3 separate regions of the Mus musculus genome follow, and regions 1 and 3 are each linked to region 2. Evidence: chromatin loops called from intact Hi-C (ENCODE). Cell type or tissue: heart. All regions are shown on one strand. Each heading gives the region's core, and the rest is flanking DNA. Links, peaks and the distances in the headings are about the cores only.

What was found. A loop is a pair of places that touch in the nucleus more often than their neighbours do. Peaks named below come from ENCODE experiments on the same cell type or tissue, not always from the same donor. Only the 100,000 strongest peaks of a DNase experiment are listed, where the experiment ranks them.
Region 1: it touches region 2 in a loop (9-fold over the local background); 18 of 42 quality-filtered maps call a loop at or near these places.
Region 3: it touches region 2 in a loop (10-fold over the local background); 25 of 42 quality-filtered maps call a loop at or near these places.

The regions. Positions count from the first base shown.
Region 1 is chr9:89,456,608-89,467,134 of GRCm38, forward strand. No RefSeq gene overlaps it. Among named protein-coding and RNA genes, the nearest start is that of Gm47403, 98 kb to the right of the region's middle. In heart, for the core only: a CTCF peak has its summit at 4,775 (motif pointing right); no DNase peak of the experiment used is centred there.
Region 2 is chr9:89,669,711-89,680,237 of GRCm38, forward strand. No RefSeq gene overlaps it. Among named protein-coding and RNA genes, the nearest start is that of Tmed3, 30 kb to the right of the region's middle. In heart, for the core only: a CTCF peak has its summit at 4,735 (motif pointing left); no DNase peak of the experiment used is centred there.
Region 3 is chr9:89,220,047-89,230,573 of GRCm38, forward strand. The region is part of intron 2 of Mthfs (5, 10-methenyltetrahydrofolate synthetase); the gene reads left to right. Among named protein-coding and RNA genes, the nearest start is that of Mthfs, 14 kb to the left of the region's middle. In heart, for the core only: a CTCF peak has its summit at 6,195 (motif pointing right); no DNase peak of the experiment used is centred there.

The sequences.
Region 1 (10,527 bases), core at 1,298-9,297, 210 kb before region 2:
CTTTTATTTTTACTTAGATGACCTATTATTTTCTTCTACTATTTTTGTGTGTTGTTTGTTTTTATTTTTCCCCATCACACATTTTATGACTTCACTAGACATCCTTAATGGATAACCAAAGCGGTCCAGGGTTATATTTGGGGGATTCCAAATCTATGTCTAGGAGAGGAAAAAGACTGCCAAAGTTCACCCAAGTCTTCTATTAATAGGTCCATGGAAGACAGCATAAAAGGCACATACTGAGCAGAGGAGTTGAAGTCTTATTACAGTATGTGGAGCTGTCCAACTACAAAAGGTGCTGATTCCTCCGTCCATAATCACCAAGTCACAGACCACCCAGAAATCTTTAATTTTTTTTCTTAAGGTGTATTTACATTTTTAATTGTGTATATGTCTGGAGGAACAGTGTGTACACAGAGATGCCTATGGAGGCTTGGTGCATTGGGTTCCACCGAAGCTTGTGTTGCATGTAGTTTTAAACTACCTGCTATAGGTGCTAGGAATTGAATTTGAGTCTTCTGCAAGGGCAGAATACACTCAACTGCTGAGCCATCTCTCCCCACTTCTAGTACATCTTTCCTATGTAATAATATCAACAAGAAAGTGAAGAAGAACCTTGGCTATTTCCAAAAGTTAGGCAGAAATCGCCACGGCCCTTCTTTGGGAATCAAAGGTGTATACCATAAAGAATCAGAGAGATTCAAGAGATGTGCAGGTGGATTTTGGCCAAATTCTTCCCCTGCCACTCCTTCATCTGACACATTTACCTGTGTGAATCTGCAGATGCATTCTGTTGCTTTATACCCACTGTCTAGCTCCAGTCTTTCACACTCTGGAGTTTGTAGAATCACCATATGGTTTTGGCCATTAGAAAAAGGACTTAATAGTCAAATGAATTTGAGCAGCATGAGAATAAATGGTTGTCTTGGCTTTTATATTTCATTTAAAGAATAATATACTTTGGATCTCCAATATAGGAAAATAGTCTAGTGCTCAGCTTCTTAAATTGTTGACAAATATCATGTATGGAGTCACCTAACTTAATATATGGGATGAGGAATGTGGCAATAGTCCACTTACTAGGGACCTAGGAGCACCCTAATTCTTTACCACTGTCCCTTTCAGCATCTCAATTTAGTCCACTTCCATTCCACTGTAACACCCACCAACCCATAGAACCCCTTTTTACCAGGGGCCCCTATGGGCCAAACTAGGTTGGGACTCAGGAATATTACATTTATAATCATTCCTGACCTCCATTCTAGTCTCTTCAGACTTACTTTGGTGTGTGTGTGTGTATATGTGCTGGTGTATATGCATATATGTACAACGGCAGAACTCAAGTTCTGGGGTCAAGCTCAGGGGTCACCTACTTTGCATTTTTGAGACGTGGTCTCTCATTTCGCTTGAAACCTGCCATATTGGTTAGACTGGCTGGCCAAGTCAAGGGGAGTCAGCCTTATCTCACCTCCGGTTCTGGGATTAGAATTATACATCACCACATCTGGTTTCTATGTGTGAGTTCCAAGGATTTAACTCAGGCCCCCATGTTTCCATAGCAAGGGCTTTACCAATGAAAAGTTTCCCTGGCCCCAAGCCTCACTGGCTTATTGTTATACCTTGACTCTATCTTCCTCATCCATGCATCTCCTTTCTCTCTCTCCAAAATTATCCCAAAGTTCTAGAAGTCTTTGCTAGTGGCTGTCCAACCCTTGAGATATCTAGTTGTTCTTTTTGAGTGTCCTTGCCACTGCTGTATGGTAATGACCACAGAACATTACTCATTTTTATATCCAGCCAGACTTTGAACCCCAGGAGATCATAGGGAATGTCTCAGTTATCTTTGTAGCCTATATGCTGACAGTCATTGGAAGCTCAGCCAATGATACCTGCTAATTATTGCACTATTGGATTTATGTCAATGACTTCTTTGTAGATTGTAGATTGTCTCTCAGAGTCCTGGCTTTCTAAGATTTACTTCACTTTAATTTTTAATATGTATAACACTAACTATGGAGCCCTACTTGTACCACTCAGGTGAGGGTGGGTACACTCATCCATGTCCAGTGGCATTACTCACAGAACATATAATGACTTGAGAAACACATTTATTTGAAATACAAATAAGGAGCATGTAGCTAAAGCCCTTCAAATGTCCAACTTTCACCTTCTAGAATTTCAACTCTTTTATTATTCAAAGAGAAAAATTTAATTTTTCCTAACCTAGAGGATGTACATTTTTGCCATAAGTTAACCTAAATTAAAACTTTTCACTAGACCTTTATCTGCTTGTCCATTAATCAAGAATAATGTCTACCTCAATTGACTTGACTGGGCATGTGCCCATCATTCATGGACATTGCCAGTGAACATTGCCCTTTTCTTTTTAAGAATCTTCCACACTCATGCACAGTTTCCCTTTAGTTCTACTGGAGGACTTCATTATGGCCGATTTCAGCCAGTGAAATTGTTGAATTATGACAGGTCCACACAAACCTCCTTGATACATCTAAATGCAAGAGCTGAATCTTGAGGAGTCTGCATTGTGATTTATGCCACTCAATAAGCTTTCCACGTAAAGGGGAGGCAGAAAATGACAAATCAGACAGGAAGCACAAAAGAGAGTAAGTGCAGAAGGAGGGAACTTCTATGAATAGAAACAACATGATTAGAGTTTCTTGTTATGATTTGAATGTGCCCCCTTAATAAACTCACGTATTAAAGTTTAAAGCCATTGTAGTAATATTAAATGGTTACTAAATGGGATTAAAATTTATATGTTGAGGGAGTTTGGAGATGGGACCTTCAATATTTAGTTAGGGTTAGATAAGATCTTGAGAGTGGGTCTCTCTGTTCAGAGTGGCTCTGTAAGAATAGCAAGAAGACAACCTAGAAAGAAGGACTGGAGCCAGACATCACTCTGTCTCTCCATTGCTGACCTCTACTGTATGATAATGTCATGGGGAAGGACATCACTAAGCATATCCAAGTCCATGCTATTAGACTTCTCATCCACCCGAACCACAAGACAAATAAATATCTCCTTTTAAATTACCTGGTCTTGGGCAATTTGTTATACAATGGAAAATCAAAATAAGACACATCTGTGTGCTATGTAATATTACATAGGTCAGTAATATTACGTAGGTCAGTAAGAGATGAAGGGATAGGTTTTTAATTTTAACTTATCTGATGATTTAAATCTTAAGGTCTCACGATATAATACGGATCTTAAGAGACATTGAAGGACAGTAATGATAAGAATCTTTGTCTATATGCTTGTTAATTCAACCTCCTTTTTGCATAGTTCTAATTTAGGAAGAAAGCACATCTTTATTGTCTGCTGTGTATAATGACTGTGGTACTTAGGGAGAGGCAGAAAGATTCAGGTTCTGAAGATAATAGAGCCAGCCACTGGCAGCAGCAAGCCACCCCTTGCAAGGTAGCGTAAAATACAGCCAGTATTTGATAAGACAGCATGACCCTCGTGCCTGTACCCAGAGACATGAAAACCAATCCTATCTAGCACATTTTCTTTTCTATTCTGCAAGACAAAGTGGAATACTGTATAAGGCAGAACTACTCTTTCCAAAATGGTTCCCCAAAGTGGCCATCAGGGAAGCTTTCTTTGAATCGTCTAGAAGATGGATTGAACTGCCAGAACTTAGCAAGGAGAGAGCTATGTTGGCATCCAAGTCCCACATGCAATTCACATTAAGCTGCCATCAAACCATAACATCTATGGGAGAAAGTTTAAAACTTGTTCTGGTTTTCCTCTATAAAGACAATTCAGTGCAGCTTTCTGGATAAGTTCCTATTTTTCCAAAACATATTTTCTTTATTAGTTTATGGTCTCCTTTGCCTGTTGAGTCTGCCTCCTTGGTCGCTGGTATTTGCTTGTAGTTGAAGCAGCACTTAATTTTCTTCATAGAAAATGGCTGCTAGTATATTTCTTCTGTTAGATTCTGAACTTGTGGAGATCAGAGAATCCGTTCCTGTCAGGGACTGGGTGCTATATAGGTGCTGACCCATGGTAGGGATTAGTTGAATAGCTGCTGAGTGACTATCTTTGGTCATATCGATAGGTAGGTATCCAAGGTGACTGCGTTAAGAGATGATGACTGGCGCACAGGCAGGAGAAGAGCCTGGAAGCATGGCCCCTTCTGTAAGGTATCTTTGGAAAAGATTAAAGTTTAACATACAGTGATAAGATGTTGGTTAGTTTCTCTCCGGCTAGCCCAGGCAACCTAGGAGGGCTGCTTTGATGAGAGGAACATTAGAGCAGAAGGGGAGGTGAACATTTTGTTTCTGGCAAGCATGCCATTCAGAGCAGGAGCCAACTCAGCTAGAAGCCCTGGAGTCTGGGTTCAAATCCTTTCCACGCTTGGTTTAACGAGGAGACCTATGTCAGGAGAGAGAACTGAAACATTAACTTTGTTGGACACAGAAAAGAAGGTAAAGGTTGAGGAATAGTAGTGTGGAACTAGAATAACCATTTCTCTCCTTTTTTAAAAAAAGGTTTGTTTGTTTATTATATGTAAGTACACTGTAACTGTCTTCAGACACACCAGAAAAGGGCATCAGATCTCATTACAGATGGTTATGAGCCACCATGTGGTTGCTGGGAATTGAACTCAGGACATCTGGAAGAGCAGGAAGTGCTCTTAACCTATGAGCCATCTCTCCTTTTCTCTTCTTAAGACACTACAAAAATATAGACACTACCCACGGGTGAAGTTGCAGTTCCTGGTCAAAATATGTTCCTGCCTCTAGGGGGAGCTCATGAGCCCCACAAGGATGGCGTGTGGAGTAAAAGCCAACAAGTCAAAGATGTAATCGGATGGCACACTTAGAAGACAGACTGTTTAGAAGAAGAAAAGAAGAAGGCTTGGTTTGTTTTCTGTTAGCTTCTTTGTAGAGTGCTTCAATTTCATTTACTAGTGCCCAGAATTCTTGCTCGCTTTCTCTTTCTCGTTTGCCATGAGATACACACAGGAGGCAGATGTCACATCCATCACTCTAGCAAAGATTCCTGCATGAAAATGTTCACTATGTGTAGCTGAGAAGGGTCAACATTCCCTGATGTCAGTACCAACTCTGGCAACAGTGGCCTGTTTTCTGCAACAAGCCTGAAAACCAAGGAATCCTAGAGGCAGTTAGCATCAGCAGCGACACAGCAATGCCTGTTTGAAATAAGAGAGTGCATGTGAACCTATAAAATGGAAACCAGGGCTTATTTCTGAAGGCTTCCTTAACTTCACTTTGGTGAGGAGAAGAGGTACAGGGTAGGGGAGAGGGAGGAGGAGGAAAAAGAGACAGAAAAGCCTAGCTTTTATGCTATTCACAGTACACTCTTCCAGTTACATCAAGTCTTAAATCAGCAACATCTGTTGATTCTAATCTCAGAGGAAAGCAATTAATCCTCCCTTGGAGACTGCAGTGTAGAAAAAAGAAAGCGTGAAGGTTGGGAGGCCATCTGTACAGCCCCTCATCCTGGCTGGTGTCACCTCAAATGTCACAGAACACTTTACCTCTCCCAAGAAACACTGCTCTGTCTTCAAGGAGGCTCCTGCTCTGCTTTTTTTTGCATCCTGACTGCTTTCCCTGTTGTGTCCCTGAGTCATAGCTGCTGAGGTGAGGCAGCCACCAACCTGGGTCCTGTTCCTAGCTGTGAAAGCAGCTGTTTGACACTGCCCATCCAGTCATCTGGAAGATGATTTATAATTCATATTTGAGCAGCCTGGTGATGTTTGATGAGTCAAAATGTCAGGTAATCTAGTGGCAATGTGTTTGCAGGAGAGTTTTATGGTTTCAGTTCAGAAAGAAACAATTGAGAGCTGACTGATATTAGAGAATTCTATGAAAGATACCATGAGCATCCATATTAGTATTAGAGGGTAATATTAGGACTTCGTTCTGCATTGTTTCCTTTAAAGCAGGATTGCAGTTTTGATGTATGGACACATAAGGAATTCCCAGCAGATCCTATTCCATGGGGACAGGGATTATCATTCTTGCCTTGGAGTGTATAAAACTGAATATTGCAAATGGCATTCTTATAGGTAATCAATGAAAACTGTTTTGATTGTTTGTTTTCTCATTTTAAAAACACATCCTGCATGCCTTGACTTGCAATGTCTATTCACAAATGATAATTCTTTCCCCTTCATCTTTAAACCATTCCTTTCTAATAGGGATTATTATCCCCATTTTACTTGTGAAATTGTGTAACTTTCCTATACTCAGTGTTCAAAAGTTCTAGGAGCAGTTTTCAAACTCATCCTCTTGTTTGCTAATGATTCCAGCATCCCTCCTCCTAGCCTAGCATGTCATGGCTCCAGCATCCCTCCTCCTGGTCTAGTGTGTCCTGCTCCAGCATCCCTCCTCTTAATCTAGCATGTCACTTACTTATTTTGTCATTCATCCCTTGGATCAGCAAACATTTCTGGGTTCCCTCATTCTTGTTCTAAATCTAGTGCTAAACACTGAGAATAGCAATGCCAAAACATAGGTTCATCCTTGAGGAATTCCCAGACTGGTGAAGAAATCAAATGGGCATCTGATAATGCCAAATTAGTGTGCTAAGACACTGGGGAATGTTGTAAAATTGAAGACTTTTACTCAGTACATTTATTGAGCATTTACAGGTGGCTTGATCTATGAGAACAACCAAAGGAGACACAGGCACAAATGTCTCTTTTAGGTGCCCCAGGCTAACGGTCAAAGGGCAAAAGGAAGCATCAACCTCAGATATGCAACAAATATACCTGTTTACCAATAATTGAACTTAGCTCTATTCTAGCTCATGTTGTGTCAGAGCAGAAGAAACTTAGCATCAATCACAGGTAGTTTGAAGTTTCCAAGGGATGTAGAAAGTCCTTGGTGATGGGTGTTCTGAGATATAGAAAAAGTCCTTGGTGATGGGTAGAGATGGGTCAGAGCAGAGGCATCTATTATTTTTATCCATTGACCCCTTTCTATGGTCCTCCCATGTTCTACATGGGTAAGGAAGACCATTTCTCCTCATTCTGAGTGATACATGGAAAGAGAGGGTGGGTACCATAGCCATGGCTGCCTTTGGGAAGCTATCTGAGGTTCTATTTAATAAGATCTTGTCACCATCCCATTCTCTGTGTGGGAAATTGTTACCTTTTCTCATTTGTTTGGGAACCCACACAGTCTCAATTTTTCCTCCTCTTTCTTTTACCCTTCTTATTTTTCCAAGTACTTCTTCCTGTTTCTTAAGGTTTTCCTCTGAGGAATTTAGCACCATCTCCTTAATTAACTGTGGAACGTATGCTGTGGAAGCAGAAGGCAAGAAGACTGACAAGCTGTTTATATTTGTGTCCCCTTGACAGTTCCTCCCCCAGACCATGAACACAGACAGCCATGAGGACTAATGGAGTGAGAGCTCCTGTGAGTAACAAGAACAGAAAGGACTAAGAGAAAGAAAACAAAAAATATTCTCCCTGCAAAGAAGCAGTAAAATGCACTATAGGAAGAGAGTTAGGAAATGCTAGGTTAGAGGGATAGTCTAGAGAGTTCACATCAAAGAGCCAGTTCTTAACTCTGTTTACAACAGGAAGGGACAAAAATAGTAGTTAGTTCCCCCAGATAACCAAGGGACAAAAGAAGGATCCAAAGAAAAATAAAGGGGCTGAGGAGATGGCCCAGTTGGCAAAGTGCTTGGCATGGAAGCGTAAGGTCCCACGTTCAATCCTCAGAGTCCCCTTACGGAAATGGGCATATTGTCACATTGCTAATAATCCCAGCACCAGGAAGACACAGGCAATAGATCCGTTGGGCTCATTGGTAATCTGGCCTCGCCAAATTGGTGGCTTCAAGACAGTGACACAGGCTGTGATAGATGGCTTCTATGGAATGATAACCCAGGTTGTCCTCTGATCTTCTCATGCACTTTCACATGCATGGGCACACAAATACACATGCCTGTGAATACAAACATACCATTAAAAGTTCTTGAAAAAGTCATATGGAAACCTACTACTGTAGAATCCTCCTAAATATATACACATTTAAAAAGAATTACCCTATAGCAGGGGAAAAAGAGACAATATCACAACTGGCCATCACATACTACCAAGTTAACTTCCCAGGAGTGGGAATGAGTTAACTTTGAGTTGTTGACTGATGGGAGTCCATCGATCTCCCAGGTGTTAAGACTGTTGTCAATGTTTGCTTATCCTCCAGAACTTGATAGTAAGACCCTATTGCTGAACATACTACATACTTAAGTTATAGAGCATGGAGAAATCTAGCTGGTGATCCATAGGAAAGCTTTATCCCTGATGGCTAGCATTCATAGTGCCACAGGGTATACCCTTTCTACTATCAGAGGCGTAAAAATAAACATCAGTCTTACCCACCTATAGTATGGCATTGTTCAATACAAGCTCCAATAACCAAAGGCTTAGCAAGATATTCCCATTTGTGCAATACTAACATGAATGTTATAGGATTTTATTGAATTTAATATCCATTACGTAAGATGGAACCCACACCTGGTACTGTAATGAGGCCAAGATCCTGAGGCTATCTAGGCCAAGGGCCCTAGGGGAAAACCTACTTCTATTGTTCTTCTAAAGGAACATAGCAATAAAACAACTCTTAATGAATCATAGTTATGCTCATAGTTCAGGGCATCATTCCACTGTCACTGGAGAAGCTTCTTTCAGGAGATGGCGACATAGAAACCCACAACTATGCAGAGAATAAGAAACTTTGGACTGCTCGTCCCTAAATGGGATGTCAATGGCACATGCTTTCCCTCAAGGCTCGAGGATCTATGTGGAAGAAGGAGTGGAAAGATTGTAAGAGCCTGAGTTGGTGGAGGCTCCAAGGAAACAGAATATCCAGGCACAACAAGGCAGATGTGCATGTGACATCGCAAAGAGCATGACAGCATATAGAAGGCTTGCACAAGCTGAAGCCTGACAAAATCTCAGCAGGAGGAGGGGAAGTAGTTGCAAAGGCCTACCCGCCCCCAACCAAGAAGCTATTCACAATTGGTACCTGCTAGGAGAGACAAAGTCAGATCTCTTCACTAGAGTGACACTGGGTATATCAACTACATTCCAGGACAGGCCTTATGCTCAGGAGTAGGTGGCCAAAACAAATCATACTCCATATTTTTATACATCTATCTATGTGTGCAGGACAGGGGTTGTCTCCATTTTGCTTTTGTCTTAAGAGAAAAGATGAAGTTGGATGGGTAAGGAGATGGGGAAGATCTGGAGGAAAGGAAAGGATATGGTCAAGATGTATTTATGAATTCTCCAAGAGTAAATATAGAGACATTATTAAAATAATTTAAATAGATAGAATCTCAAAGGAGTGAGTGCCATGAGCCCTGAGACTCATAAATGTTCCTGCACAATAGAGACAGCAAAGGGGTAAGCAGGGGCAGACAGAGAGAGAGAGAGGAGTCAGCAATGTGTGAAGTCTGGAGAAACCAAGCTGGGGTATGTGAAAAGCATCCCTAGGTCTGTCGGTACCACATCACTGGTGACTTCTGGTTTATAACAGCACGTGTCCAGCAAATGTCCTCTTAACCTCTCCTGAGGCCTCCATGGAGCTCCACACCTGTTATATAAAGAAAGCCACTCTACCTAAAGCCGAAACTCCTTTGTCAGAATCTATCCAGGAACTCTTCCAAGTGCACAGATTATAGAAATGAGGTAAGGGCAAACAAGCCCACCCAGGTGGCCTCCTGTAAACCTTGGGCTGCAGGGCATTGTTTCAGGAGAATCTGAGCAGGAGAATCTGAGGTGGTTCATATTTAATTCCTTTGTCCCTTGACCTAGGGACCAAATGAATGGCTTGTGAATCACACAGAAACTGCCTTATATATGCAAGAGCCTAATTGCTGTTTTCTTGGCCTGTCCACTGCATCCATCCTATTGAGAATTGGTATCTTAGGATGAACAGTTCCTGGGAAATTCAGCAGCCTCTAAAAGTGGTAGGTACTAGAAACAGTAGTGTCAAAGTCACTGTAGCCACACTGTCAGGAAATGACTCTCAGGATAGAAGTCTCATTAGAATTCTAGTCAGCAGAAGTTGTCTGGAATACAGGTACTGCACTGGGATATGTGAAAGCCAATTTACTCTCTGCTGCAATCAGAGGAGGACATTCGGCCATTTCTCAGGGAAGCAGGAGGTCATCTCCCTACCCTGCTATGCCAACAGACCCTTAAGCCAACACATTTTGGCTGGTGAAGGAGAGTAAGGGTGGGATATGGTGTAGCTTCCCCCAGCCTTAAGTAGGCTGGCTTTGACCTTGCTGCCACTGAGAATGAGACCACCTGGGGTGGAGCCTTAGATGGCTCTATTGTTCTGTCACCTGCTGCTGCTCTTCTCCAAGACACTGCTACCTGCTGAGAGGCCCTTGAGATATTCAGGAGATAGCATCTGGCAGATCACCTACAGGCTGGCAGCAGGCATCAAGAATGGATTGGCAGGGAATGGGCCTCCCCACTGTATAAGCAGACTCTTAGTAAACTTTGGGGC
Region 2 (10,527 bases), core at 873-8,872:
TATATACATATATGTGTGTGTGTGTGTGTATGAAAAAGAAAGAAGCAAGCAATAAAGATGGTGAGGAGAAATAAGTCCATTATATCATAAACATTACTCCATTAATATAGAGTCTGGGTAAGGTTTTAAATGCTGAGTGAAATCCTCTCATTGACATTTCAATGGAGTAATGGATACTCATCAGACTGGAACGCCAGCCTGTGGATCTGAGAACTGCTCCTGCAGTCCTGATTGGGCTTCAAAATACAAAATTGGTTTGCAAACTTTACTCCCCCTGTATTTTTTTTTTGAAACACTCATATTGGCTGCAGAATGATGAGTCAGTTTCACAGGCTTCTGAGCCAGAGAAACACCAGAGCCAAGACAAACGTGTCACAGAAAACACATGGGGCTCACAGGCTGGTTGTAGGAGCTGGCATCCTGCTAAGCCGACCACACAAGCTTTCTGACAGTGTGTACGCCAAATAACTTCCTCAAGAGAGCCTTTTTATTTTTGGAATAATTTTTTTAAAGACTTACTTTTAGGTCTCAAGTGATGGCTCAGCAGTTAAGAGCACTGGCTGCTCTTCCAGAGGTCCTGAGTTCAATTCCCAGCAACCACATGGCATCTCACAACCATCTGTAATGGGCTAGAATGCCCTCTTCTGATGTGTCTAAAGACAGCTGCAATGTACTCATATGAATAAAATAAATAAATTTCTTTTAAAAGATTTATTTTTATGATTTTAAGTATATATATGGTACACGCTCACAAATGAAAGTCCCCACAGGGGTTAGAAGTGTTGGGTTCCACTCCAGCTGGGGCTAGAGGCCGTTGTGAGCCACCTGATGTGGGTGCTGGGAATCAAACTCAGGTCCTCTGGAAGATATGTGCTCTTAACCACTGAGCCATCTTCCCAGCCATGAACTCATTCTTTGAAACTTAAACATATTTGTTAATATAACATAGAAATGTCACTTAGGACTTCGAATATCCATTGTTCATGTGGCCATCTCCATAAGAATACTTTCAGAAACCAACATTGCTCACTCTTCTACTGGTCGGATAGCTCTGTAGCACTCAGTATCCTAACAGTACAGTTAAGTTCGCACTGGAAGTCGGGGGTAGGGGAGGGTCCCTTCACAAGCATTGGGCTCTCTGTGTCCCTGGCAGGAATTCATCATCTGCTGACCATTGATTTCTCTTGTGTTTCCAGCAGAGTCGGACTAAGCCTTCCCTCCTTTCACACCTGGGCTAACAATCACCTCTGCTTCTCTACCTACCCAGATACTTACTGTGAGGCAGCTGTGAGTTCCCAAAGAGGATTGTCTACACCTGCCTTTCAGGATGGTTTGCTTTGTATCAGCAGTGTGCGGAATGTCTGCCCAGCTGCTCCAGCGCGGTTAGAGGATGGGCTCTTCAGCAGGGTTATTTCCATATTGCTCATGGCATTTAACAGAGAAGCCTTCACATAAAGCTATAAACAGTTACATTATTTTATTGATAGCATTCAGCTCTTAACCCCTAAAGCATAAAACCAGTTACGCCCCGTTCCATTCCCTGGAACTTGAACTTAGCAAGAACTTCCAATTCTGTTAATAGGCCAAATAGTTCTAAAATTCTACACAAAACTTCCTCTAAATACTTCAAAAATTGAACAATTAGGGAGATATAATTCCGTGATAAACTTTGCACTTAGCATGAGAAAGGGTCTAGGTGAAATCCCCCACACTAAATACAATATCAAAAAAAAAAAATCCAAGTAGCTTCTCTTTTAGGGACCAAAGAACTGATCCATCAAAAATTATTATACTGAAACCTTAAGAGAAAATGAAAAGCCAAAGAGGTAACTCTGGCACTCACAAAGGTCATTTGTTAATGGTATAGGATGCATTTGCGGCTGCAAACTTTTCTATTAAGGAAAATTCACTCTCCTCCCAACAACTATCAGTGACCCAGTATCTCCTCAGCTCGGGCTGGGAGCTCAGGCTCACCTCCCGCCTCTGTGCCATGATCTTGTCAGACTTGACCTTGTGCAGACATTGTGAGGCCTGGCACAGCTGCTGAGTTCATATGCGCACTGCCCAGTTGTATCTGGAAAGCCCGGCTTCCTCATAACCATCTCCCAACTCTGGTTCTTACACTCTTGCAGTTCCTTCATCCCTGATGATCCCTGAGCCTTTAAAGATGGAGTTGACCACATACCTAAGAGAATATGAGCAGCAGCACTAGTTGGTCTCTATGTGATTTTTAAAAATAAGAACACATAATCTAGTGGGTATGGAAGTAGACATATCTGGAAGGAGATAGGGAAAGGAAAGTAATGTTCAAAATACAGCGAATATTATCAGATAACTAATAAAAGTATTTTAGTTTAAAATTTTTCATCCAATATATTTTGATCATATTCTTTCCAGATCTTCCCCACCTCTCTACCCACCTAACTACATGTTCTCAGCATTCTTTCTCTCTAAAAGAGAAAAGAGAACCAAGGCAAATAAAAGAGATGAAAGTACAAAAAAATACAAACACACAAAAACAAACAAACCAACAAAAATCACCCCAACTACTCCCGGGCATTGCATGGTGTCTTCCGTGAAGTGTGATGGATAAACCTGTGGCATCCCATTGAAGGAAACTTCTTTTTCCCTTTCCCAGAAGGTGTTCATTGCAAATAGCTTCTTGATAAGAGGTGGGACATTGTGCCTACTTTTCCTTCTCTATGCTATGGTTCTGTCTGGTTTGAAGCTGTACAAGACTTGTGCTCGCCCTTAGGCTTCATCTGTGACTCATAACTTTACTTAAGATGCTGTGTTACTCAAGGATAAAACTTAACTCTCCAATTCACGGAGCTCATGCAGGAGGCCAACAAGCAGCCAGAACGTGTGAGCATCACTTGGTGAGCTTCCTGCAGCTCTTTGCGATGGTCTGGGTATTGCGAACAATCGGGTTCCTTGGAAATAAACTCAGCAACACTGGTGCCCTTGCATTTGACTTTCACCAACTAGGAGAAAGAATACACTTTTGGGGTAGGAACAAGTCTATGGTACCCAAGAAAGATAGTAGAAAGTAGAAAGGAGGTTCCCTGTCCCCATAGCTAAAAGCATTCCTCCCTAAGTGTGATATGGTCAGAATTCTGGGACTCAGGCTGGCCAACAGAACAGTGGGCTGGCAGTGCTAGTAAGAGTTTAGAGTGAAGAGAAAGCAGGGGTGGGGATGGGAGATGGAGATTGCCAACTAATAATAGATAGAGAGGGGAACTGTGCAAAGGAGACATGACTGGCCTCTGGCAGCTTAGGAAAAGACAGGGTCCCTCATAGAATTGGTGCTACCAGTGCAGGCTGGGTGCCCACAGCAAGATTTCCCCAAACCCTGAAACATTACATTTATTGTGAATTGGGCAGTGTGCTGATATGGACATTGGCATGTGGCAGCTCTAGGCAGACACTACTGTCAGCTATGAGAAGATAGGGCTCATCATGGCTTATATTATTGTGTAATTGTTGTAGCTGTTAGAATAATTGTGGGGAGAGCCTGCGGTCCTCCCAGATGCCAGCATCCATAGAAAGAAGCTGTCTCTAGGAACAGCACCTACTAAGCTGGCCATTTCATTCCAGTTCCCAACTCCTGAGACATAAGCCATCATCACAGTAAACCTACAAGCTGCAGGGATGCCTGCAGGGTGGCCTCAGAGTCCATCTTCCTGAGACAACCTGCCCTTCCTTTACCTTGACAAAGGCTTGGATGATATAGGGGAGACCCTTTACGATAATCTAAGCCCTGATTTTGTAGGAAGTGTTGAAGATAGAGACTCCATCCAAGGGGTTACTTTGGGCACAATGCAAATAATTTTACAGTTAGGGAAATGGGGGCTCAGACCAAACCACTTCCTGCTTAGTAGCAGAAGTGGTCACCTCTTAACCATGGTACAGTGTTCTTTAATGTTTGGCTTTTGAAACATCTTTCTATATAGTCCTGATGATTTGGTATTCACTATGTGACTCAGGCTGACCTTAAACTAATGGCAATCCTTCTGCCCCCATCTCCTGAATGCTAAGACTAGAGGCATGAACTACAACAGCAGGTGAACTGTGTGGTGTCCCTAAGGATGCAGCCTCTGATAGCATCAAGATTTTGACAAGCTCTCTGAGGGAGAAGAGAAGTAGTTTGGAAACAGTAAGAGCAAGTCAGAGAGTTGCCTGGTGGTAAATGTGAGCCTGTGAGTGTGCTGAAATGACTCTACAATCGCACAGCATCGTGCCAGGCCCCTTTGAGGCGCTGCGAAAGAATCAGGCAAGCGATATGACCATCCTGACAATATACCAGAGCCAGAGCAGAGCAGCTGTAGAAACTCTTGTCCTCCAGGAGGCATTCTGATGACGCTCCAAGCCTGGTCTTCCAACCTGGGCACCCTAGGGCCGGGGAATAACCTCCATGACATTCAGCAGTTGCTCTAGACCCAAGACACCCAAGGGGATACTCTAGTGCTACTGATACAACCTGGTCTTCACAGGGGGTTATGGTTCTATGGATCACCTGCTACCTCTTGACTATTGTTCTGCTGAGTGTGCATGTCCCAGACTGTCCCTGCTGAGGTTAGCAGGAAGCAAGGCTGAGACAGTCTCATTAGCTCCTGTCCATTGTGGGATTTTCTACTTCTGGTTCATGGGGGTCTGTGTGAATTGTTGCCTTTGTTCAAGCTGGCTATGCAAGACAGGTCACACCAACTGGCCAGAGTTTTAGCTCTGCTGCCACCTGGTGGTAGGAATTGCCTTTCACAGGAATTAGAACTTTCTGCAGCCTTACAACTGCTTAAAATGATCATATAGATCTCCTTCCGTGTCTTTTTAAAAAAATCAACTTGCTTTATTGATACACACAAGAAAGAAAAATCTGAATGTGCATTGTCTTGAACATACAGCATCCAACCCCACCCGAGGTGCCAAACAAAAGAATAATTTGAAATAACATCATGAAAAATAAGTTCTTTAATAAAGGCATCAGTTAGGTTCATCTAAGGCTCTGCTCTTTCAAGTATCGGAGGAATTTCCACGATGCTGAAGTGAGGTATAGGAGCCTACCTGTGTTGGCCTGGGTTATATCTGATTATATACAAACACCATGACAGGGAAAGATTTCTCATCTGCCAAAAAATTGTATTACTTTCACAGATGTATTAAAATTTGTTTAGATTAAATGAAATGTTAAGATTGTTCATAAAATTATCTCAGGGAGAGGGATTTCTTCAGTTTTGATGTATCTTTTCTTACCTTCTGATAAAAGAAACATCCTTCTCAATTTAATTATTTAGTGTCAGCATAACCGTTTGCTGTTGCATATGGTGTGCACTAATGCACACAGCTTTATGCCAAAGCTCCTCCACTGGTGAGAAGCCATGCTAATGACTGGATGGGGACCATGGTGGCGGATTGCCATCTTCCACGTGGTACAAAAGTTTTACAGATTTGGAAACAAATGAACAGAAACTAAACCAAAAAGGATGGCTAAAACAATCCTGGATAATGAAAGAACTACTGAAGGCATCACTACCCCCAATCTCAAATGATGCTACAGAGCTATAGTAATAAAAACAGAATAATATTGGCATACAAACAGACAGGTGAATAAATTGAGTCAAACTGAAGCCTTAGACGTAAGTTCATACATCTCCATATGTGATATGTGTGTGTGTGTGTGTGTGTGTGTGTGTGTGTGTGTGTGTGTGTGTTTATGAATGACCTGGAAACACACGTGGATAAAAGGTAGCATCTTTAACAAACTGTGCTGATCAAAGTGGACTGCTGCTTGTGGATGTCTCCAAATAGGTCCACATTTATCACTCTGCATAAAAACCTCCAAATGGATCAAAGACACAACATAAGGCCGAATACACTGCATCTAACTCCACTCTTTGTCTACTTTGAAGATAGCAAGGTGCCTTGGTCCTGAAGAATCCTGTATAAGTAAATCAGGAAATATTGGGAAATTCTTTAACCATGATTGGACAAATGAGAAGAGAATCCATAGCCTGGAATTCAACTAGAGAAAAAAAGAAAGTTGGATGCATTGTGGGTATAATGCAGGCAAATTAAAGTAATGGTCAAGAAAGGAGAATACTCCTGAATAGCATTGTAGCCCATTGGTAGAGCACTCGCCTAGCATGCACAGGGTCTTAGATTCAATCTCCAGAAGTACAGAGGAAAAGGGGAGGCACCACAAGGTTTAACTGAGGCTACCCAGTTGATTCCATGGTTGTGGAGGAGAAGGTCTCTGGGGAAGGAAAATCCTGAAGCCCAATAAGAATTTATTTTGCTTATCTCCATCTCCCCTCTCCCCTCTCCTCCCCTCTCCCCTCTCCCCTCTCCTCCCCTCTCCTCCCCTCTCCTCCTCTCTCCCCTCTCCTCCCCTCTCCCCTCTCCTCCCCTCTCCTCCCCTCTCCTCCCCTCTCCTCCCCTCTCCTCCCCTCTCCTCCCCTCTCCTCCCCTCTCCTCCCCTCTCCTCCCCTCTCCTCCCCTCTCCTCCCCTCTCCTCCCCTCTCCTCCCCTCTCCTCCCCTCTCCACTCTCCTCTCTCCCCTCTCCCCTCTCCCCTCTCCCCTCTCCCCTCTCCCCTCTCCCCTCTCCCTCAAATACACAGCCTCAATGAACCCTTTTAAGGCTACACACATTATATGTATGCAGTGTTCTTGAAATAGGTCCTACTTGGAATAACTCTTGGTAAATTAGTACAGTATTGGTAATTCTAGAGTCTAATACTTAATACAATTTCAAGATATTTAGGTTCATATGCTTTCAATTCATTACTCTCAAACCATTACCAGCTCATGTGTTTCCCTGGAGAAGCTAACTGGGAAAACTTTGCAGATATCTTTCATAGGACCTGGGACTGAGCTCTGCTCTGTGGAAGAACTGCTTGAATGTTCAGAAAATAGAACAACCCTAAAAGAGAAATGTGAGCCTTGTGCATGCCAAGCACAGATATTTTAAATATGACTGTCACTCAGAGAAGCACCAGAAGCTAAAAGGCTCAGCAACACTCCTCTCCTTTATTAACTCATAGATCCCTGAGATCCTGGGGATATGTGGCATTACTTTGAAAAATACTGCATTGACAATTCAGTTCTGTCACTTAGGGGTCATAAAATGCAGCATCATAATTTAATACTAAATGAGAGGACTAGAAATAGTAACAAAGGGAAATTATCAATCAGTTTCCAGGTAAGGAAACTGAAAGGATGCTGGGTGTTTTCAAAATACTAAAAGGGATGGAGGAGCCAAAAAGAAAAGCTAAAGCCAAATGTGATTAGCAAAGCAAAGAGAAGAAAGAGATGGTGTTCAGAGACTTGAATTTAGTTTTTCTGGGACTAAATTCAGCTGTTACAACTGCTTCATCAGATCCCTGGAGCCTACGCAGCATAGCCAAAGCTACGACTGCCATTGGCTGAAAGTGAACCTTCAGGTAAGGGATGAAAGCTGCTTTTCTTCCTTTTGAGGGAAAGCAAGTCTGCCTCTTCTAGCCAGGACCTGGCCCAGCTGGGCCTTCATAGTTCCTGAAGATCAACATCTGATGAAGTTTCCCGGGACTTGTGATGAAGCAAGATAGAAGATGCTTGTGCAATCAAGTATGAGAATACTGGTGTGCCACAAAAAAAACAAAAACAAAAACCAAAAACCAAACAGCAAAAACAAAAACAAACAAACAAAAACAAACAAACAAAAAACCTAACCAAACAAAATTTATCAAACAGCTGTTCCTGGTTCCTGTAGCTAGCTGTTGCTTTTTACTAGTTATGGTGGAAGGAGGGGTTCATGCATTTCTTCCTTCCTGCATTAAATGCTTTGATATACTCAACTGTAGCGTTACCTCCTATTAGCAGAATCTAACAGCTCTTATAAACAGTATTCCCCAAACCATCTACTGCAACCACCCTAGACCCTGAGCAGGCTCTTTCTAACATAACACTCCGCTGCTGAGGGACCCCTGAGCCCAGAATGTGCAAACTTCCTCCAAGCAGCTACTAAGCTCCAGATCTTCAGCCTCAGCTGTTCCTGGTGGTCTTTGGCCACAAAGCATTACACTTCCAATCTACTTCCAATCTAGTTCCAGGCAGGAGGGCTGGGCTCTGGTCATCATTGTAAAAAGGTGACCAAAAAAAAAAAAAAAAATGCATCTTGCCTGCCCTAAGCAATTGAACAATAATATGACTTGGATTTCAAATGTTTCCCCACAGATTCATGCTTTGAGCTCTTCTTCCCCAAGTGATATCGAGTTTAGAGATGCCGTGCAACTTCTAGATGGTGGGGCTTGGCAGGCAGAAGTGGACCACTTGGGATGGGCTTTTAGAGGCTGTAGTCTGGAAACATCCGGTTCCAGATGTTTCCTAACCCACAGCCATGAAAGAGTTTGTGCCTCACACTCTAGCTACCATGGTCCTGGTCAGATCCACTCCACCCTGTTAGACTGAGGCCTCCTGAAACCACATTCCCTACTTCAGATTGCTTCTGTCAAGTATTTAGTCCTAGCATGGCAGAACTAATACAGGTTTTTGTGTAAGATGTAGACAAGAGGCCAATCTCTGAGTGAGCTAGTGAACGGGCCAGTCTGAATTTTTGTTTGCTTGTTTGTTTTCAGAAGAGAAGGAAATAAAGAATGGGCATGAGTTGGGTGGGTAGGGAAGAGAGGACCTGAGAGGAATTTAGGCATAGGAAACTGTGATCAGAATATATTGTCTGAAAATTAAAAAGTGTATAGATAGATAGTGATATATACATATAGATGATGTAGATACAGATATTTAGCAATAGGTATATAGACCGTATTCTGAGAGAGAGAGAGAGAGAGAGAGAGAGAGAGAGAGAGAGAGAGAGAGAGATGAAAGAGAGAGAGAGAGAGAGAGCGCGAGCGAGCTTCAGAAACCCAAGAGTCCTGGAAACACACAAAGGGAAAAGTGGCTACCAGAGAAATCCACAAACCAGCCCCAGCCATTGGGGCAGTTCTCTGGTGGAAGGTAAAGAAAACAGAAGCCATGTCCAGAGTATAAGTCAGACAATCCTGCTTTCAGAATCACAGTCCTAAAAGCTGGATGGAAGTTTTAATGGATTAAAGATCCTCTAGCAGACAAGTTAATGGTAGAAAGCTTTTTTAAATTTTTAATTGTTTATTTTTGTCATGTTCTATGAGTCAGCTTATGACATCTGAGGGATACTAATGTGTTTTTTTAAAAAATTAAAGCTAGTTTACATCAGGGGCCTAAGGAGCAGATGAGATCCACATATTGAGAAGCCTCAGTTTAGCCACAAGCCCAGGGTGAGGGAAGGCCCAGAGAGGTAGATGTGGAAGGCAGAGCTCATCACTGATGAGCTGCAGGCAGAAGAGTGTGGACTCAAGCCAGGAAGTGCAGGAGAGGTTGTGCCCTCCTCTCTCTTGGTGGCAGCTAAACAGATCTCATCAACTGGGAATAACACTGGAATTTGACAGCTCTAAGTCAGAGGCCAGTCAGTAGATTGGATTCTGGAGCCACCTATTGGTCACTCTCTGCCATGTATCCAGAGAACTCTACCCTGCTCTCTTATCCTCCACCGTAATTTAAACTTTTCTGTTCCATTATTCCTGATATCTATTCACTCAACTGGTTTTTCTTTTCTTTTTTTTAAATCTCTTCTTCCTTTATGGTACCTTCCCCCAATTACTAAATTACTGACATGCATTGAAAATGGAGCACACATATCTGGCCAATAGGACATGTCATACCACTGCACACAATGCATATTCTTGTACATATTATATACACATTTTCTCATTTAAAATTGGCTCATGGGCTGAGGAGATGGATCAATGAGTGAAGTGCTTGCTGGGCAAGGATGAGAACCTGAGTTCAGACCTCCAACACTCACATAAAAAAAAAACAGACATGGGATGTGCACTTGCAATCCCAGAGACACCTGGATCTCCAGAGCTTGCTAGCCACCCAGTGTAGCTAATGGGTGAGCTCCAGGCTCAACAGTAGACTCTGTCTCTGAAAATTATATTCAGGGCCCAGGAGGAAGATACCCAAAGTCAACCTCCAGCCTCTACATGCACACACACACAGGCAGGAACACTTACACACATGCGCGCGCGTGCACACACACACACACAGGCACACATGGACCTCACTACATGTAATACTCTGTAATTTTGTTTACTTTTTCATGAGACAGGTTGATCACATTTGTTTGATTCATATAAACTTGTATTTATGTGAATAATGCACACTTGTATTTATATGGATACACATAAATGTTCTTCCTTGTTAATGCTCTCACTTTGGAAAGTCATAGCAACACTGCAATAAACATCTCCACACAGGTCGCCATGCACTGCTGAGCTCTGGTAGGTTAAATTCACAAGTGAGGAGGATAAGGAGGTGGACAGGGGTATGAGAGGAGGTAGCAGGAGGAGTGGGAGTGAATATCATCAAACGATATTATATACAACTCCCAAGGGATTCATAGAAAAACTAATTTCCAAGGGGACAAATGAAAACCAATGAGCACATTAAACTCATGT
Region 3 (10,527 bases), core at 1,563-9,562, 450 kb before region 2:
CCTTTATACATGAAGAACACCTGAATTAAAAACTTACAAAGAATACATGGGAATTATTTTATAGATGCTGTGATTTTTTTAATTATTTATATCATATGTAAAATGTCAACATTATCTCTGATTTGGTCAGGGCCTTCCTGCATGATGGTCCTGGGATTTTCAGTCTCTCGGGGCTGGTTTTGGGAAATCATTGAGTTAAGAGAATCATGGGATGCTGCCTGGCTTCTGATGTTGCCACACTTGCAGTGGAGGCTGAGGATTGGCTTGGAGGCCTTGTGTATTTGTGATGGGTATTGTGTTAAAGGTTGGTAAGAAGCAGAAATTGCAGTTTTGTTAATGGAGTATTTAGGATCAAAAGCTTGGTTTCTAGAAGCACAACAAGCCAGGCTTGCCCCCTCCCCCCACCCCCAGTTCCTTCATGGGAAAAGCAGAAAAGAGGTTCCTCGCTGACTGGCACCAGGCTTTAACCTTTCCCTCCTTGCAGCATGATATTACTAGGAAATTCTAATTCCCTGTCAGTAAGTGCTTCTGTATCCTAATAGCCACTGGATGATCACAACTGTCTCGCTTTAGACTGTGCCACTCCTGCGAGATGGCAGATCTTGACCTACTGCACCATGGTTCTTTTTGTGCCCTGGGGTACATTGAGATCATTGTTATGCCTCAGATCAGATGAAGTTAATACTTTTGCTATATCTCCTCTTTTGTATGCTGAACAAATGTGTTAATTATTAGACTGAAGCCAGGGATGTCCATAGTCCTGGGGACCAGGCCATACTGTCTCAGCTACTTGCAGAAACTCAGGGACACCGCCACGCAGATGACTGCCGCATACTCAGGAGAACTCTTGGTTTGGTTTAGTTTATATTAAGTAGTGACTCAGAGACACTGCCACACAGATGACTGTCACATGCTCAGGAGAGAACACTTGGTTTGGGTTTAGTTTATACTAAGCAAAGAAGAGAGTTGCTAAAGATCCGGCACGATTTGCTGTTTTCAGTGTGATTTGTAGCAGCTCTGCTCTTACAGGAAGTGTTTTAGCAAACCTTTAACCACATCTCCTTCACACAACAGAAACATTGTTGATTTTACTGAAGCCATTTATCGTATTATATAGGGCAGAGTTTTGTAACTTCAATCCATGACTCATTAATGGCTTTGTTTGATTTTGAGACAGAATTTCATGTAGCCCAGGCTGGCCTTACTTGCTACTTCACTGAATGTGATGACTTTGAACTTTTTAACTTGCTTGCACCTTTCAGATGCTGAGGCCACAATGCATGCCACTGTCCCCATGTGTTTAGTGCTGGAGATCAACCTGGGGCACTGTGTGTGCTTGGTAAGCATTATACCAACAGCTTCCTCGTCAGTCACCACACTGGTTTGTTTTGAGACAGAGTCTTCCTAGGTTGCCCAGAGTGTCCTTACATTTACGATGCTTTATCCACAGTCTTTGGAGTTGGGGTACCAGGATGTGCAGTTCTATACCTGGCATCATTGGGCTTTAATTTCCTTAAGAAGCATTAAAAACCAAACCAGAAAGAAATTGAGAAGAAATGTTTATTTAGGTGTGCTGATCATGAAATGGATCTGATATTTTTCTTCCAGTAAGTTCTAAAACACTGTAAAGCTATTGGCTTAGATGTCTTTCTCAAAAGGGCATTCATTATCTGGTGACCTTACAGAGCAATAAGACCAACAGGTACATTTTCTTAACCAGGTACATTTGCTAATTTTGATGGAGACCTAGCAAAACAAACACACAAACAGAAACTCACATGACTTTTTATATATAGCAACATAGTCACACGTGAAATACATGGTTGAAAATAAAAGCAATTCATGGACCATAAGGATACTAATTTCAAGGAAAACCAAAAAATATTTAAATAGAAGTGGTTTTGTATCTGTGCAGGGTCAGGTCTCACCCCTGCCAGGGGTCTCAGCCTTCTCTGTAGTTCCACTAATGCAGGTGTTTGGGAAGTACTGGTCATGTAATCAGCGAGGCATACGAAGTGAGGGAGTTTGTGTGTGTCAACTCTCTCTTAATGCCCCTGTTGATTTTTAAATTCTGTCTAAAAGAAATTTAGTGTTTTCTTTTGTTTTTTTGTTTGTTTGTTTTTGTTTTGTTTTTTTGAGACAGGGTTTCTCTGTGTAGCCCTGGCTTTCCTGGAACTTACTCTGTAGACCAGGCTGGCCTTGAACTCAGAAATCCCCCTGCCTCTGCCTCCTGAGTTCTGTTTCTTAAAGAATGTAATATAGCTTATAATATAGCTCAGTCTGTTTCAGATCTCTGTTTACTAAATTCCAATAAAATACAGGGAGTTTGCTTCTGTATGAGTTCCTCTCCCTTTTGTATCATATAAATTATGTTTCTATGTATTATGCATCCAACAGTGCAGTATAATTATTGCTTTAGATATTTATATGTTTTAGGAAAGAGTTAAGAGAGGAAAGGAAACTGGGTTGATGGGACATGCCTGCAACTGCCTGTTTTTCTAGCATTCTGGAAACTACGGCAGGAGTATCCTCGTGAGTTTGTGGCCAGCCTGAGTTACGTAGTGAGACTGTATGTCTCCTGAAACACCACACACACACATAAATTCTTTTTTTGAATACATAGATGAAGAAAAAGAAAGGCTAAGGTGGACAGATTTAGAAGGATTTCATGTTTATATTTTTCTAACTTTTAGATACTTTTCAGTTTCTTTTTTTTTTTTTATTTTCATTTTATTTACTTTAGTGGGTTGTTTTGTTTTTAAGGTGGAGTCTCTTATACTCCATGCTGGCTTGGAATTACCAAGTAGCTAAAGATGGCCTTGACCTTGTGAGCTCCTGATTCTTTATGTCTGACCCTAGCAAGTACTTTGATTTTAGGTATCTACAACTATTCCTTGTTTATGCTATACCGGGGATTGAACTCAGGTCTTCAAGGCATGCTAGGCAAGCCCTTGTCTAACTGGATCCCAGCTCAATACTTTTTTTTTTTTAAAGGCTATTAATTGTTGTAATAAAGTACTAACCATATATGATATTTATTGAATGACCTCTCTGGTAGACTCACAGTTAGGTTTTATTCCTAAGATAGTATAATAGGCAAGTAACCTAGTCCAGTGATGCGAACTCTAAAGAGTTTTGAGACATCTGTGCTTTGTTCAGTAGATTTATTTTCTTAACTTCCTGCAGTGGTCAGTGTGCTGACAGGCTAAGGATGCAGAGGGCCAGGGGTCCAGTGAGTAGGTGGGATGGGGAGTATCGGTGTTAACAAGGGTGATTGGTTGAGGAGGAAAGGGCTGCTCAAGGACTGGCTGGGTGAAATATTTAGGCTCTGAACACTCAGAGCTAGGGACAGGGAGCTATGAAAAACTTCTCCTGTGGACAGAGATGTGGAAGGGCACAGAGGGAATTCCAGTACTTCTTTCCCTCCCCAGAGACCTTCATTCCCTTTTCATTCCTCTCTCCTACTATCTGCCTTCCCCGTGTCTCCCCCAACTTCATCTCCTTATTGTCTACCCTTTTCCTACTCTGGTTTTTTTTTTTTTTTTTTTTTTTTTTTTTTGGTTTCTCTGTATAGCCCTGGCTGTCCTGGAACTCACTTTGTAGACCAGGCTGGCCTCGAACTCAGAAATCCGCCTGCCTCTGCCTCCCAAGTGCTGGGATTAAAGGCATGTCCCACATGCCCTTCCTACTCTGTTTTAATCATGCAAGCAGTCAATATTGTTTAGCTTGCTATTAGACTGTAACATCTTTATGATTCCTTATTCCTTTATTTTCACTCCTCCCTGTATATTAGTACAAATATAAAAATAGTTAACATTTTAATATAAATGTTTTGGACTCATCGTTATCTGTTTTATCTTAATGGTATTAAATGCTTCATTGGTCCAAGCAATATTTAAAGTTATTAAATGTTATTAAACATCCTAACCATTTTCTTATCTGTTTCCCTCGGGAAGCAGTTCCCAACCTGTGGGTCACGACTTCTTTGGGGATTAAATGACTCTTTCACAGGGGCCACCTAATACCACTGGAAAACACAGATGTTTACATTATAATTCACAACAGTAGCAAAATTACAGTTATGAAGTTACAACAAAAATAATTTTATGACTATGGGTCATCACAACATGAGCAAATGTATTAGAGGGTCACAACATTAAGAAGGTTGAACACAAATACTTTAGAACTTTTGGAATTTATTAAAACTTTCTTTGTAGGTTAATATATTTATTTGATTATTACAGTTTTGTTGGTAATGACATTTCATTTTAACAGGAACAGAAATCTTGTGAAATCCAGTTTGAAGGAGGAGGGGGCTTATTTATTACTTATTTTTGTGCAATGGGAATAGAATTTCAGTGGCATGTGATTGTTGACATTGACATCTCAGTTTAAGAGGAGAGTGTAGGCTACCATTTTCTTGGCATTTCTTTTCTACTTGTGAAATGGCTTCTGCAGATCTTGCCATCACATCTGAGGTAAGCAAGAAGGGAAATGATGGCAGTGGTTGAATGTTAGCTGTCCCCACTGCAAGTAACTTCTGGAAACTCTTACCTCTCATTGGCTTTAATGGTAACAAAACTTATATATAAGGGAAATCTGGAATTTTCCTTTTCTTATTTATATCTATGCAGATTCTAGGGTGGTGCTGGGCCAGTGAAGGGTGGGTCAGTTCCTGTTAGAGTCCTGTAGACTTGCAAAATACTCTGTGGGTTTTTTGTTTTCTGTTTTTTGTTTTGTTTGTTTGTTTGCTTGTTGTCTAAGGGACAAAGCAAGCTCTGTTGCTGTATATTCAGCTGAATTTCCTTCCTGGGCTTGTAAGTGACGTCACCTAATCGGGCAGCAGCCACAGGAGGAAGAAGACAAAGGTCTGTTCTGGCTCCGTCTGTGGCTCCGTCTGTGGCTCCGTCTGTGGCTCCGTCTGTGGCTCCGTCTGTGGCTCCGTCTCAGGGCTCTCCCCTCCACTGACGTCAGGATGCTTGACTTCGTCAGTGGAAATAGGGACAGGATGGACAACTCGAAACTGAGTTGGAATTTATTAAGAAAAAAATTTAATATACATTTAAACACTAGTGGTGAAAGAGTGGGGTGGAGCGGCAGAAGGGGAGAGAGAGACAGAGACAGATTTGCTTAGGACAATGACAGTGTATACCCAAGTGTAGCCATGGGCATCCCAATGGAGAGTTGCCCCTAAATGTCTCAGCATAGCTGTGTGAACATTCTGGTGGATTTGAAATTTACATTTTTCTGGGTCTGGAGAACTGGCTTGGCAGTTAAGAGAAGGTAATATTATTGTAGAAGATCTGAGCTCAGTTTCCAGTACCTGCATCAGGCAGCTCTGGCTCCAGAGGATCTGACTTCCTCTTCCGGCCTACCTGGGCATCTGTACTCATGTGCACATGCCTACACATAACTAAAAATAATAAAATAAATTTTTACATTTTCAATTTTTAAAGGGTTTTAAAGAGTTAGTAAGAATGTTTTGGTATATTTGTTCTTCTGTCAGAAACTTTTTTTATTTTTATTGTAAAGATGGTATATCGAATAGGATTACTGGATAATAAGATAAAAACAGGTTCAAAGAGTCAACAGAATTCTTAGCACAGTGTCTTCCATGTGTCCATGTGCCTCTCACCTTACTCTGCACATTTCCTTTAGTGTATTGTTAAGTGATTTTAGCCAGCTTATACTTGTTATTACTAAAGGTGGGCTTTTCCTTCTTATATAGTATGTATACACTTCTTATGTAGTGTATACACACACACACACACACACATATTCAGGGAGAGAGAGAGAAACAGAGACAGAGAGAGTATTATGTTTGTTTGTTTGTTTTTTACTAGATAGCTCTGATTAATTTAGAAGTCACCATTCTTTTTACCCTAGGCTCCCCAGAGCTGTGATTAAACACATGCCACCATAGCTGATTACTCCAATATATTATAAAGTGTTATTTCCCCTATTGTATAGAGAAACATACCAGCATAATCTCAAGTTTTTTAATAGAAGCAGGAATCTCTGAAAGAATTTCAGAATTATTACAATTGTGCATTATTTCTTAAATTTCATGAAAACAAACATTGACGCTCTGGTTTTATTAAAAATGTTTATCTTTGATTAACAGTTTTCTAAAGGAGGTGTGTAAACTGGATTTCTCGAGGCTGTGTTGGATGAATTGCATACCTTTCTCCAAGCCCAGCAGATGTCAGTGTTTCACAGATGTACAGACTAAAGCAGTGCCTTCGTCCACAATCTCCACATGTGTGTGTCCCTTAGTCATTTACATTAGTCACTGAAGTGGGGTCAACTGGAGACAACCCAAGTCAGGTTTTTACCTGGAGGTAAGGGAATGGGCCTCTGTGGGAAACGATTCATCAATGTCACACAGTGAACCATGAAGCTAAGCCAAGTGTTTTTGTTTCTAAGACTCTCCATTTTCAGAACTGATTAAAAATAGGTACCCAAATCATGGAGATCAAAAAAGGATAATCCAGAGTAGATGCCCCACTTATGGAGGAAAAAGAGGCAAATGCTGTTCCATTTGTTTGGGTGTGCAGACAGCAGTTCAGTCATGATGAATAAGATGCTGGCAGTATCTGAAAGCAGCTAGCTGGAGAAGGAGTTGCTACATGGGAAAGTGACCTTTGAAAACCATTCTGTGCTTGCTTTGACCATAGAGCTCATGTGACACCAGTGCCAGTACTTGTGTGACACCTGAATGATTCCCACATTCTGTCCACTCATAGCCTTATCCAGTGCATTGGAGCAAAATCATACAAACCATTTAGTTCTTTCTTCTTTTTGAGAGGCACTTATCACTGTCCCCAAACATATGGCAATCTCCCCAAATCTGTGAGTTTGTTTATTTTATTTTGATGCACAGGCCATTGCAGCCCCTCTTCCAGACCCCTGTAAGTTCTGTTATTCCAGCACCCACTTCCTTAATGTCATTTTCCTGGACTTAAGCACTTGCCAGTGGGGTACCATGATCTCCTTTCTGTTTTTTGCCTTGGCACATGTACTACTCCATCTATTACGGTTTAGGTGTTCCTTACACTCAACTTCTTGGGTGTGGTTTTAGCTAAGCAAGTTGTTAGTACTTTGTTGGCAAATACCTGTCCCATGTTCTTATAGTTCCTTGGATGAGGCTAGCATATTTATAGAATTATTAATAATGACTAGTTATTGACTTGATTGTATTGAATTTCTGATAAATAAAAAAGCTTTGTGAATTTTTTTTCTCCTTCCCTTCTTATCAGCTGCTTTTATGGTGCATTAAGGATTTCGAGATGAAAGTTTTTTATCCACCAGAAGAAGGCGTATTGAAACAGATAGCAAGGCTAGCTGGAGTGAAAATAACACACATGAATCGTGGGAAAGGATGATAGAGACCTAGGTGATACTATGTCAAAGCACTGACTTCCTTTTTCCTTTATTTACAGCAGTTGGAGTTGTGATGGCACATAGCTCATGTCAGTAAGCTCTGAGGCCTCCTATACATGCAAGAGAAGGGCAATCAGGAGAAACAGACTGTGAGTTTAGTTGCATTGGCTTACCTAGAGAGACTGCCCAGCTTTCAAGTGTCAAACATCTGGGTAAAAGAAGTGGTGGAAGCCATCGAGCCGTTTCTTGCTCAACTCTGAAGCTGGGGAACTGGGCAGCACTGTAACTGATTAGAATAAGGACTTTGTGAGCTCCTTGTGTACAACGTAGATAGATAGAGAGAGCTGCAAAGGCACCCTTACTTACCCTGCACCTACGAGAGATGCTCTTCATTACTCTATAGCAGAGCTTCTCAACCATCCTATGCTGATACAGATCCTCATGCTGTGCTGACACCAACCATAGATTATTTTCATTGCTCCTTCGAAACTGCAATTTTGCTACTGTTATGAGTCATAATATGAATATCTGTTTTCCAACGGCCTGAGGTAACCCTTGTGAAAGGGTTATTCCATTCATCCCAAGGGGTTGCCACCCATGGGTTGAGAACCACTGCTCTAGAGTAAGGCACATTTTAATTGATTCATTCCCCATGCCTGTGGCTGATGCTGGTGGTTTTACATGGGCCAGGGAACCACTCACTCTGCCAGAGCCCCAGTTCTTCTCTTCCTCTCCTATCATAGTTGTTTCTCTTCATTATTGTAGAGAAGCATGTAGTATAAAGTGCACATTTACCTTTCTGAAACACCCAGTCCAGCAGTGCTACGAACATTCTGCTGTGCAACAGCTCTCTTAAGATTTCCATTTGGGGACCTGAAACTGTGCAGTGAGAGATGACACTCTTGCCCCAGCCCCGAGGCAACCACAGTTCTTCTTTCCTTTCTGCACTTGATTAGCCAAAAGGCTGAGAAGTGATCTTTCTTTTCTGAATTAGACTGCGTTACCTATGCGTAAGTGGGGTTGCGCAGAACTTATCTTTCTGAGGTTCTCTGCTTATTTCTCGATTACGTCACACAGAAAAAGGTAACCTTAAAGTTGTAAGAATCTTTAACTTAGATTTGAAATACATCTGAGAAATTGAAGTTTTCTTTCTCTCTTTTTCTTTCCCTTTCTTTCTCTCTTTCCCTCTTTCTCTCTTTCTATCCTTCCCTCCTTCCCTTCCTTTCTTCTTTCTTTCCTTTTTTTTTTTAACATTACATAACCAGAGGAGATTCAAGTTAGAGAAAAAGCATAGGAAAATCTTTCTCTTCTTCCCACTTTTATTTTCCTGTTTGGACAATAAAATACATGAATATCATTCATTTGACTATGAATGGTAGTGTGTTTCCCCCAAACTCAGTGCCAAAATAACACAAAGGAATGCCATTTGGATTAAGATAATACCATCTCTGAACTTTTTTTGTACTGAAAATAATTTGATCTCCCCCTTCCTTAACATTCTTTTTAAATCTTCTAAGATAGGATGAACTGAAGGATTGATTTTCCTCTGTCCTTAAGCCCTAAGGGAGATGCCCAAGGCAAGGGCTGGCACTCTTCACTGTGAAAGAGCAGGTAGTAAGGATCTGGGCCTTAGTGGCTGATATGCATGTTCAGGGACTGACTGTTCCATTTTAGTGGCCAAAGTAAGGTGTGGCTGGGTTCCAGTGAATCTTTATAACCGTATTTGGTGGGGAGGCTGTGGGTTCAAACCGGTGTAGTTGAAGAATCTGAGGCCTTGGAGATGGCTCAGTGGGAAAGAGTACTTGCCTCCCAAGCCTCAGGTATAGCCAAGTATAACTTCCCAGCACCCAAGAAAAAAGCCAGGCATGCCATTCCAGTGCTGTGGGAATGTGGAGACCAGAGGATCCCTCGTGCTTGACTCTACCTCAGAAGAATCAAGCAGAGAGTGAGAGAACATTAGATGTCCTTCTCGGGCATACCCTTAGGCGCACAAAATGTGCCTGAAGGGGTGCATACGCATATACATTACATGCATGCATACATACATACATACATACGTATATGCATTTACTAAAAGAAAATAGCTGTACACTGTTTTTTCCCCACACCCACACAGAATTGGTTCACCTCTTCCCACTTTGGCTCTTGGCAACCAGCTTTGTATCTTTCATATATAGTTACGATTGCTGTTCATAGGCATAGCAGAGATGGTCATACTGTTTAATCAAATATTGTTGGATTATTGTTACTTGTTATCTTAATATCTATATCATATTTTCACATAAAGTGTTAGCCAATATATAATTACATTTTTTAAGTGCTTAAGAAAATAACATGCTTTGAAGTTTGTGTCCTGAAGACTAGAATTTTAGAGCATTCATACACACACACACATATTACATGCATGCACACTATACATACATACATACATACATACACACACACAGACATTTACTAAAAGGAAATACGTGTGCTCTGTTTTGTGTTAACTTTCCTTGGGAAGGTGTGAAACAGCAATAACTTAACCCAGATGTAGCCCTAACAATAAATCCACCCTAGACCATCATGGTAAACCCATGAGTTTGTTTATAGGAATGTGGATAAGGGGTTACTTTCAGAAGAGTGGGTAGCCCCCAAACGCAACAGCTGCATCACTGCGAAGTCCTACCCCATCACAGAGGATGCTGTGCAGACTCTGTCACAGAGTTCCATTTTCAGCTAACCTCCCCTCTTGTTATATACTGCAGCATCTCCTGAGAGCACTCACAACCGATTTTGGGAAGGAGTAATGGCCGGAATCCCAGAAGGGGATCCTGTAGTCTTCCTTCTACTCCTTCTATGAGGGAAGGGGGGAATAGCTCTGTTACCATTACCGTAAACTTGCTTTCATTACATTATTGTTCTTATTTTGCTACCATGGCTATGGGTCAAAGTTATCTCTACTCCATTACACCATTGGGGCAGATAAATCTAACAAAAACTCAGTATTTTTTGATCATAAAGATGAAACATGAAGTAAAAACTAAAAACAACCCATCTCCATGCCCACAACTAACTACTAATACTCACCATGTTCAAACATTGCTGGATCTGTTTGTTAGCGTCTACTGGAGTCAGTCTTTTTCACTTAACAATTGCTACAAG